2 separate regions of the Homo sapiens genome follow, and region 2 is linked to region 1. A link is a loop called in an ENCODE intact Hi-C map of the cell type or tissue named here. Cell type or tissue: pancreas. All regions are shown on one strand.

Region 1 (5,000 bases):
GGAGGGGAGGAGCTCTTGGCAGCTTTTCTTTTGCTGCTTGGCAGGACCACCCTCTCAGCCTCTGCTCTCCGATCCCTGGTCAACTCTAGCTCTCTCTGGGCTCCGCAGCAGAGATGTGTATTGGCACAGAGTGTGTGCGTGCAGGGTTGAGGAAATACTCTTACCCCGATTTCTGTACCCTGGAGCATGTGTGCCCCTGGGATCCCTAGTGTGGAAGCCCAGACCAGACTCCAACCAAGGAGTGGGCAGTGGGCTTGGTCTCCTCTGGTCCTTCCTCCCACAGGTGGGTGGAATCACGGTGACACAGATGTTTGGAGAGGTCACGGAGATGCCCGCCTTACCCTTCATGCTGGCCGAGTTTGATGGGGTTGTGGGCATGGGCTTCATTGAACAGGCCATTGGCAGGGTCACCCCTATCTTCGACAACATCATCTCCCAAGGGGTGCTAAAAGAGGACGTCTTCTCTTTCTACTACAACAGGTGGGGACTGGGACTCCAAGGGCTGAGGTGGGGGGACAGGAGGGGAGAAGAGATGGGGAGTGGAAGGAGAGTCTGGGCCAGAATTGTAAAGTGTTTGTAATTAGGTGACAGCCAATCAATATCTAGAGCTGTACTAGCCAATATGGAAGGCACTATTGAAATTTAAATTAATTAAATACAGTTAAGCATCAATTAAGCATTCAACTGGTGGCTCTTAGTTGTACTAGCCACACGTCAAATGCCTGGCAGCCACGGTGGCTAGTAACTACAGTCTTATGACAGTGCAGATAGAGAATATTCCCAGCATGACAGGACATTCTAATAGACAGCGCCACTCTGGAGCAAGAGGAGATGCAAGGTGGGGGCGATGGTAAATAAGGGATTACTGTGACCTGTAGCCCTGCCTGTTAGGGCCATGGCTCCTCCCACACAGAGACAGCCAACTTCAGTCATCCATTAGATCCTTCATTCGTTTGTTTGCTCACTCATCAGTTCAGTAAATGCTATGTGCCAAGCACTGTGGTAGGCTCTGGGGGTGCAGCAGTGAACACAGTGAACAAGGCAGAATCTGTACTCCCCTACCCACATAGAGCTTACAGGCTAACAGGGAAGACAAGACATATTCCAACATAAAGAGTGTCACAGGCAGGCAGCAAGTGTGGTGCTGAAAACCATGGATGCTTTTCAATTCTAGGCTGAGCTTATATGCAGCTCAGCCAGCCTTGGGGAAGCTCTTGAGCAGGGTTGGGCTCTACTCCAAACTGCTGGGCTTAGAAAGATGGCATGAGTTGGAGACAAGAGAGCTGGAGGCAAAAGGGGCTGGGTGCAGTGGCTCATGCCTGTAATCCCAGCACTTTGGGAGGCCAAGGCGAGAGGATCGCATGAGCCCAGGAGTTAAGGCTTCAGTGAGCAGTGATTGTGCCACTGCACTCCAGCTAAGGCAACAGAGTGAGATCCAGTCTCAAAAAAAAAAAAAAAAAAAAAAAAGTCACAAGGGTAAGAACATGAGGCCAGTGGCAAAAAGAATAGAGGAGAGGATCAGAGTTCAGAGAAATCTCACAGTAAAATGGAGAGGAGTCTCCGGTTTGGTGATAGAAAGTGAGGCCTTGAGAAAAGGCCAATTGGCGGCTCTGCATTCAGGGGTGGTCTTTAGAAGAACTGTTTTAGAGGAAGTGGGGGCAAGGCCAGATGGCAAGAAGTTAAGAGGTGGACGACGTGGGTGTCAGGAAGTGGAGGTCATGAGATGTAGGCTGCCCTGGGACATTCAACAGGGAAGGGAATGGGGGGTGGCGTGGGGGGTGAGATCCAGAAGCAGAAGAGGAAGGGTGGGTGTTTTTAAATGCTAGAGGATGCTCGAGTGATGCCTGTAGGTGGAGGAAGAAGCCAATGGAAAGAAAGAGATTAAAAATGTGGAAAGAAGAGGAGCTAAATGGGGGCACTGGAGTTTGGAGGCCTTGAAAGAGATGAGGTTCCAGCAGACAGGAAGAAGCCAGGTTTTGCAGAGGAGAGGGCTGGCCTCTTCTTTTATCTTGGGATGGGAAGGAGGGAACATCCAGAGAGATACTGAAGTGTTGAGAGACAGGCAGGAGGGAATTTGTGCTAGCATATACACATACATTCCGAATTTATAAAAACACAAGTAGTTTGCAGTTGCACAAAATAACATATGCACACCTACACACCCATGCACACATGTGCATGTGTGAATTCTAGTATGAATTCTGGAAAAACACATCACACACACAGGCATGCCCTGGAGACTAGGCCTACAGTAGTCCCTGAGCCAAGTGCAGTGAGGAGGAAAGGAAGGTGAGGGGAATCAGCTCCAGACGGGGCACCAGGAGCCTGGCTCCAGTCCCCCACTTGTTCACTCATGGACTGGGTAACTTCAGGCAAGTGACTTCGCCTCTTGGTGACTCCATTGCCTGAAGGGCAAAGAGAGTACATAACACCCACCCTGCCAAACAGCAGGGCTGATGAGGCTGGCATGAAATGAAGCTTCCTTTCTGCTGTCTCTCTTTCTCTGCAGAGATTCCGAGTAAGGAGACAAAACCCCCACATGGCTGTGACCTTCCAGTACTCCCCGAGCACCTGACCTAGAATTACACACGCCACCGGCCCAAAACTCACATCAGCAAGCCCAGCCTCCGCTAGATGCCGAAGTTCTCTGTCTCTCCTTCCTGCTCTCTCCATGCCACCTGCCCACCCCATACCCAATAGCCTCCCCAGGGTCCCCTCCCATGCACCTGCTCAATCAGCAGCAACCCAAGAGTGAGGGGTGTCCATTTGTGTCTTGTTCACATCCACTCACTGTCCTTGTACCTGCTCCTTTTCTGTGACCTCTCTGGGGATGCTTTTTGGGGGAACAGCTGGACTACCCTGGAACAACCTCTGGTTGGTCTTGGGGAGGGGAAGAAAGGCAGAGAAGCAGTATGTTCTGCATGCTTCCCAACGACAGCTCCGAGCCTGGCTGTCTGTCCCACATTCCTCTGCTCTAGAGCCCTCTGTCCTCCCCTGCACCCTTGTGCAACCTTCCCCAATTGCCTGAGTTGCTGGGTCCTGGAGGTTATGGGTTTCCAAGAGCTTCTGATCTTTCCTTTAGGAATTCCCAATCGCTGGGAGGACAGATTGTGCTGGGAGGCAGCGACCCCCAGCATTACGAAGGGAATTTCCACTATATCAACCTCATCAAGACTGGTGTCTGGCAGATTCAAATGAAGGGGTCAGAAATCCTCAACCCTCCCCGGGCTCCAAAAAATGCTGCCGTCACTGGGGTTGGGGAGGGTGGGGAAGGACTGCATTACCATCCTGCCCTCTTTCCAAATGCAGCCACTTCTTAAGCACAGCCACCATTTGCTCTCTGCCTGCTCTGTCCAGGCTGGGGAACAGAGAAGGGAGGGGCCTGGGGAGAAGTGGTGGAGGGTGACAGTACCTTCCCTCCTCTACTCACTGCCTCAACAGGCCACCAGCGTGGCCTCCACCCACCCACCCACACTCAGGAAGGACATGCAGCCTGGAGGTGCCCCATCAGCCTTCTGTCTGTCTGTCTGTCTGTCTGTCTGACTGTGGCCTCCCCCAGGGTGTCTGTGGGGTCATCCACCTTGCTCTGTGAAGACGGCTGCCTGGCATTGGTAGACACCGGTGCATCCTACATCTCAGGTTCTACCAGCTCCATAGAGAAGCTCATGGAGGCCTTGGGAGCCAAGAAGAGGCTGTTTGATGTAAGAAGCCAAAGAGGGAAGGTGCTGTGGGTGGGGGGAGCGCCACCTGGTATCGGCTCACAAATCCCCCAGGCAAATGAGGCCATCTCAGGCCTTCGCTTGTTCACCTCACACTCTCCACACATGTGGCTGGTCACCCATGGGGCGGGGCACTGTCCCCAGCCCTCTCCAGCAGAGAGACCAGGCCACCAGCGCAGGACTCCTTGTCTGCTGAGACGTCTTCCATACTCAAGAAGGCTCTCTTTGCCCCCCACCCCAGTATGTCGTGAAGTGTAACGAGGGCCCTACACTCCCCGACATCTCTTTCCACCTGGGAGGCAAAGAATACACGCTCACCAGCGCGGACTATGTATTTCAGGTGAGGTTCGAGTCGGCCCCCTCGGTGGCAGGGAGAAAGGCTGGACAGAGACCCTCAAAGAGTGACAGATTACAATGCACAGGTCATGTTAGAACTGTAGTTCTCAAACTTGGCTGTGCATGTCACCTGGAGAGCTTTGAAAAATCCTGGTACCTGGGCCACATCCCATACCTATTAAATCAGAACCTCTAGAAGTGGCACCTGGGGTTCAGTTTCCCCAGGTGATTCCAATGTGTGGCCATGTTTGGGCATCACTATGCCTGTTCCCTCATCTCCATTTTCTCATCAAATACTCCCAAGAATCCTATGCTCCTATATTCTTACCCTCTTTTCATAATCAATAGGCTTAGAGAAGTTGAATAACTTGTCTAGGATCAGAAGCTAAGGCAAACTGTAAGCTCCTGAAGGAAGCACGGTGCCTGATGCATTGTTTGCCTGGGATCTAGCACAGGGGCTAAACATAGGAGTGGTGCAGTCCACGATGGGGCAAAATGGCCATGATGTGAGGGAGGCCCAGTGTGGCTAGGGGAGAGATGGGGGCGAGAGGGGGAATGTTGCTGAAGACAGTTGCTGGGGGTCAGGCAAGGTGAAAGGAGAATGCTCATGTGCTGGGTATGGAGAAACTCTCCCCCTTCCTGCCAGGAATCCTACAGTAGTAAAAAGCTGTGCACACTGGCCATCCACGCCATGGATATCCCGCCACCCACTGGACCCACCTGGGCCCTGGGGGCCACCTTCATCCGAAAGTTCTACACAGAGTTTGATCGGCGTAACAACCGCATTGGCTTCGCCTTGGCCCGCTGAGGCCCTCTGCCACCCAGGCAGGCCCTGCCTTCAGCCCTGGCCCAGAGCTGGAACACTCTCTGAGATGCCCCTCTGCCTGGGCTTATGCCCTCAGATGGAGACATTGGATGTGGAGCTCCTGCTGGATGCGTGCCCTG
Region 2 (5,000 bases), 210 kb before region 1:
CACACAGGATGAAGCCTTTGGCTTGTTCAGAGTCCTTTTCTTTTTAGCTTCTGAGCTGGGATCATTTCTGGAAGAGACTTCAGGGATCATGGAGTTCGACTCTTCATTTTATGGTAGAAACATTGAAGAACAGAGAGGAAGTACCTGGCTCAAGGCCATTTGACTAATAAGCAAAGTGGTGTCATGGTTAAAGGCATACATTTTGGAGGCAGAGAGATCTGAGCTCAATCTTGGTTCTATTGCTTCCAGTGTGCTCTTGCACTAGGGGTTTAATTCTTCCTGGACTTAGCTTCTTCATCTTTATAATGGGGAGAGGATTATGAACCTCAAAAAAGTAGTAGCATTACATCAGAGAGGTGGCTCCCAAAATGGAGGTGGCTGCTGCTGTTATTGTCACCATTGTATTTCCAACTTGCAGCGAGGCCTCCTGACTCTAAGGCCAGGGCTGTTTTCTTCTACCAGGTTGATGGTGGTGTCACCTTCAGTGTTTCAGCTGTTTACAGGTTGAGTCCTTCCACCTCATTATCATCCTAGGTAGGAGTGGAAGATGAATACCAGCCTGTGAGCCAATGCTTTCATTTTTGGCTGCAGCCAACTGGTTGTCTAAGGCTGGGAAGGGGTTAAGATGCCCCCGGAGCTTGCCGCGAGGGCAGCTGCCTCAGCGGGCACTCCGCCTGGATGGGAATATAAGCACTCTTGGTGTTGCCCAGGCAGAGAGGGCAGTGTGGAGGGAAGTTGCTAGAAAAAGGCAGGGGACATAATCCATACTGGCCTCTTTCCCAGGCACATCACAGTGGCAGAATTATTTATGATTCTGACCCAATGGGGATCCCTCTACTTGGGGAGACTGCCAACCCACGCCCTCCTGAATGGCAACGTCCTCCCACAGAGACAGAGGGGAACAAGTAGCATTTATGGAGCGGCACAGAGGAAAGAGTGTGGGCTTTGGAGACAGCACAGCAGCACTCACATCCCGGCCCAGACACTTCCTGTGTGACCTTGAGCCAGTTGATGAACCTGTCTGGGCCTCTGTTTCCTCATCTGTTATCGGCGAAAATGTTTCGGAGGACACCTATTGTATAATGTTGCTATGCAGATTAAATGCACTAGCAGAGGCAAAGTGCATAGCTTAGAGGAAGGAAGTACTCGCTAAGTGGTAGCTGGTGTGATAGGTGGGCCAAGTCCTGGCAGGAGCTGGGCTTGCTGGCTGCCCTGTTTTGCTGAAACAGCAGCATCACCATCAGCAGCAACTGTGGAAATATAGACCCTTGATAAATACAGGTGAATAAAATGAATGATTAGAAACTGGACCTGCCACTCTGCAGAACCCAGGCACTGCTCCCCAGCAGCTGGTGCCTCAAAGCAGCTGCTAACATGGCAGGAGACAGTCAGACCAGCAGTGAATAGCTATGCTTCGTAAGACTTCATACACAAGGCAGGCGTGTGGACTGACCAGAAAGGTGGCAGTCACTGTCCATCAAGAGAATCCCCACCTGTTTTCCAATATGTCAGCCAGGAGGCTCGCACTCCCAAAAGGAATGTTCTCAGCCAGCTCCCTGACTGTCCCCACCTCTGACAGTGGACTCTCTTGGGTCTCTCAAAAGGCTCCTCCTCCTCAGCCATGGGGTGAAGGAATCCTGTTTGCCGGGGAGGCGGGATGCTGCCCAGGGTGGCTGTTTTGGGAGAGCGAGCAGGATGAGATAGTGCCTATGAGTGATCTTTGGAGATGGAGGTGCTATGGCCACCTGTGGGGACTGCCTGGGTGCCTCCTGGCCACTGTCAACTTCCTTGCTCACACTGAGATTCTGTGATTCTCCTCTGAGCATTTCCATGGATAATTTTTTTTTTTCAGAGACACTATTAAAGATTTTAAAAATTGCAAGTCTCTTCATTTTCCTGGGGCTGATTTCCTAGGTCCTTGGTTTCCTGTCCAGAAAGAGCACAGCCTGATGGCCATAACGCTGGCCTGGTATTTGGAGACTTGAGTCTTACTCGGATCTTAGGTGTTAATGATCTGTGATGAGTTCCTGGGGCAAGTGACCTGCCCTTCTGGTTAGATGATCCTGAGGACACTTCCAGGGGAACCATCTGTGTGTTCACTGTTGTATCCAGGGGCTGGCACAGGGCCTGGCGCATCGTAGATGCTCAGTAAAGATTTGTTGAATGAATAAGTGCATCCTGCCAGGCTATGATTCATTCGGTCACTTCACCGCTCATTGACGGAGGACATCCCGTCCACTCCCATATCTCTCATTATTTGCTGGGAATCTCACTGCTAGAAATCACGGACAAAAAAGGATGGAATGGTTGGTTTGAACTCGGCTGGCTTATATTTGGATTTTCCTGACTGTCCAGGCACCCATCCCTCCTAAGTGCAGGTGGGGTTTGTGGGAAGAGAGGAAGAGAGGTTGATCCCAGGGTATCTCATTCTGGTGATTTTGCTTCCTCACAGGTTTGCCCAAGGGCTGGGAAGTGGATTCCACCCAGGAAGGAGCTGTGTATTTCATCAAGTGAGTAAGACGCAGTTTCCTTTCTGATGTCGCTGTTGGTTCTACTTTCATCCTTGTCAGGAGGAGAGATGGTTAAAGTGTCTGGTTTTTCACTGAAGGCACTGCTGGGTCTGTGATTGGCTAGGAGGTGCCGAGGCTCCTGAGAGCTGAGATAGAGATGGGAACGTATGTATCAGTGCGTCTGTTTATGTTGGCCTGGGCAGTAACCAGTGTCAGTCCTGGTAAGTTTCCTGGGGTGGGGTGGGTGGAGTGTTGGGCTGGGCTGTACCGGTGGGAAGGAGATGGCTCAACAAAGTAGAGGAACGAGGCTGTTCTAGACACACAGGCAGAGGTTCAGAGGCAGGAGACGCAGCCGCGGGGCAGGATGTGGAGGCAGTGGGAAGGGAAGGTGTCCGTGGGGTGTACGAAGGAGGACATCAGACTGGTGGTGGCAAGGCCAGCTCCGGTCACTCTTGCTCTTGTGGATGGGGGCATCTGCGATTCTGGGGGTGGTTTGTGTGGGCGGAGATGCCCTATTTTCCTCCTAGGAGTTGGTCAGGCCCCTCTGTGGGCTGGGGAGCCCTTATTTCCTGCCGTGGCTAAAGGTGTGCCTTGGGAAGTTGCCCTGGACTTAATCTTGGAAGCAGAAGACAGAGCTCTTTGGGCTGGGGTGGTGCATGAGCTACCCAGTTGAACTCACTTCTCTCTGCCTTGGCCTGGGTCTCTCCATCTGGTTTCATTCGCAAGGGTGAGGCTCAGCGTGCCCAGGCCTGTGGGCCTCACCTTCTGGTCTGGCCTCAGATTCTGCAGGGATGGTGAAGCGCCTCTGCCCAGCCTCCTGGGGCAATGGCACCACCAGAGGGAGCCCCAGTCTAGCCAGGGCAGGGAGGACCCTTGTCTCATCCCCTTTCCGTCCCTCTCTGCTTTGAAATCCTCATCCATCTGTACTAGGAGGGGTTACGTTTCCAATCCCCCACCGCCAAGATCTGCCAGCACTTAGATCTGCCACCATCTACCACCTACATCAGCTTAGCCGCTAACCTATTTTTTCTTTTTTTTAAGATAGGGTCTCACTCTGTCACCCAGGCTGGAGTGCAGTGGTGCGATCTCAGTTCACTGCAATTTCCATCTCCGGGGTTCAAGAGATTCTCGTGCCTCTGCCTCCTGAGTAGCTGGGACTACAGGTGCCCACCACCATGCCTGGCTAATTTTTGTATTTTTGGTCAAGATGGGGTTTTGTCATGTTGGCCAGGCTGGTCTCGAACACCTGGCCTCCAGGGATCCATCCACCTTGGCCTCCCAAAGTGCTGGGATTACAGGCGTGAGCCACCATGCCTGGGCCTGTTAACCATATTCTTAAAGCGAAAGCAAATTTTTCTTTTCTTTCTTTTCTTCTTTTTCTTTTTCTTTTGTTCCTCCTCCTTCTCCTCCTCCTCTTTCTCCTCTTCTTCCTGCTCTTCCTCCTTCTTCGTCTTCCTTTCAAAGTATCTGTTCTGGAAATTATTCTAATATCACATGACAGTTATAGACTGAATTTTTCCTGTTTGGACCCAAATGCTTCTTGCTTCAGTTAAGAATTGTGAATTGTTTCTTCTTTTCTCCCTCTTGCAGATACCATCTTCATATTCCTTTTGGTACATGGCTCTAGAGATTGTTCACTAAACACTTTCACATGTATTACGGCATCTCACCAGTCCCTAGAAACGTACCTGTCCACCTCTCTGACCTCGTGTCCCATGACTGGCTGGCTGTGCTGCCATCTTTCCTTCCCACCATCATGTCAAACCCATTCCCACCTCAGAGCCTTGGCGCTTGCTGTTCCCCCTGCCTGGGAGCACTGTCCTCCCATTTCCACACACCTGGTTCCGACTTCTCGATTAGCCCATGTCACCTCCTCAGAGAGGCCATGCCTGACTGCTCTGCCTGAATTCCCCCACCCCTCCACACTCTTACTCTTACTTTTCTTCACAGCACCTGGCACTACCTGAAACACGTTTGTTTATGTATCTGTTTGGTTATGTATTTCTGGTCCCCCCACTGCTGTGTAAGTCCTGGGAGCAGATTCTGGCTATTGTGTTTTTCACTCCCTCCTAGAACCTTTCTGGTGCATGATAGCAATCCAGTATTTCCTGAAATGAATGCATGCATGATAAACATTGGGAGACAAACAACACAGGCATAATTGATTTCTGCTTCAGCTACCAGCCCAGAGCTTTCTTCTGAGCTCCCTCAATTCATTGTGTCCAGACTTGAAGTCATTGCTTCTCTGTGCCGGTTCCATCTTTTCTAGAAATACCAGCAAAGCAGAGCCCTCGGAGATACCCTCAACCTTTCCCGCTCTCATGCCTCCCCCATGGGTCCTGTCAATTCTCCTCCCAAATATCTCTCAACCCACCCACTTCTCGATATCTCCATAGCCATGGCCTGAGTTCAGGCCCACATGGACTCTCACTTCCATTATTGTAGAAGCTTTCCAACTGATCTTCCTGCCTCCAGGCCATAATGCTGCAA

Evidence for each region. A loop is a pair of places that touch in the nucleus more often than their neighbours do. Peaks named below come from ENCODE experiments on the same cell type or tissue, not always from the same donor. Only the 100,000 strongest peaks of a DNase experiment are listed, where the experiment ranks them.
Region 2: it touches region 1 in a loop (3-fold over the local background); 104 of 110 quality-filtered maps call a loop at or near these places.

The regions. Positions count from the first base shown.
Region 1 is chr1:204,154,879-204,159,878 of GRCh38, reverse strand. REN (renin) reads left to right here. Exons shown (of 10, transcript NM_000537.4): 5 at 284-480; 6 at 2,510-2,518; 7 at 3,083-3,202; 8 at 3,560-3,701; 9 at 3,961-4,059; 10 at 4,702-5,000. The coding sequence ends at 4,863. Among named protein-coding and RNA genes, the nearest start is that of ETNK2, 5.3 kb to the right of the region's middle. In pancreas, no CTCF peak of the experiment used is centred here; no DNase peak of the experiment used is centred here.
Region 2 is chr1:204,365,309-204,370,308 of GRCh38, reverse strand. LINC00628 (long intergenic non-protein coding RNA 628) reads left to right here and starts at 590. Exons shown (of 1, transcript NR_027022.1): 1 at 590-1,879. It also overlaps a transcript of PLEKHA6 not described here. In pancreas, no CTCF peak of the experiment used is centred here; no DNase peak of the experiment used is centred here.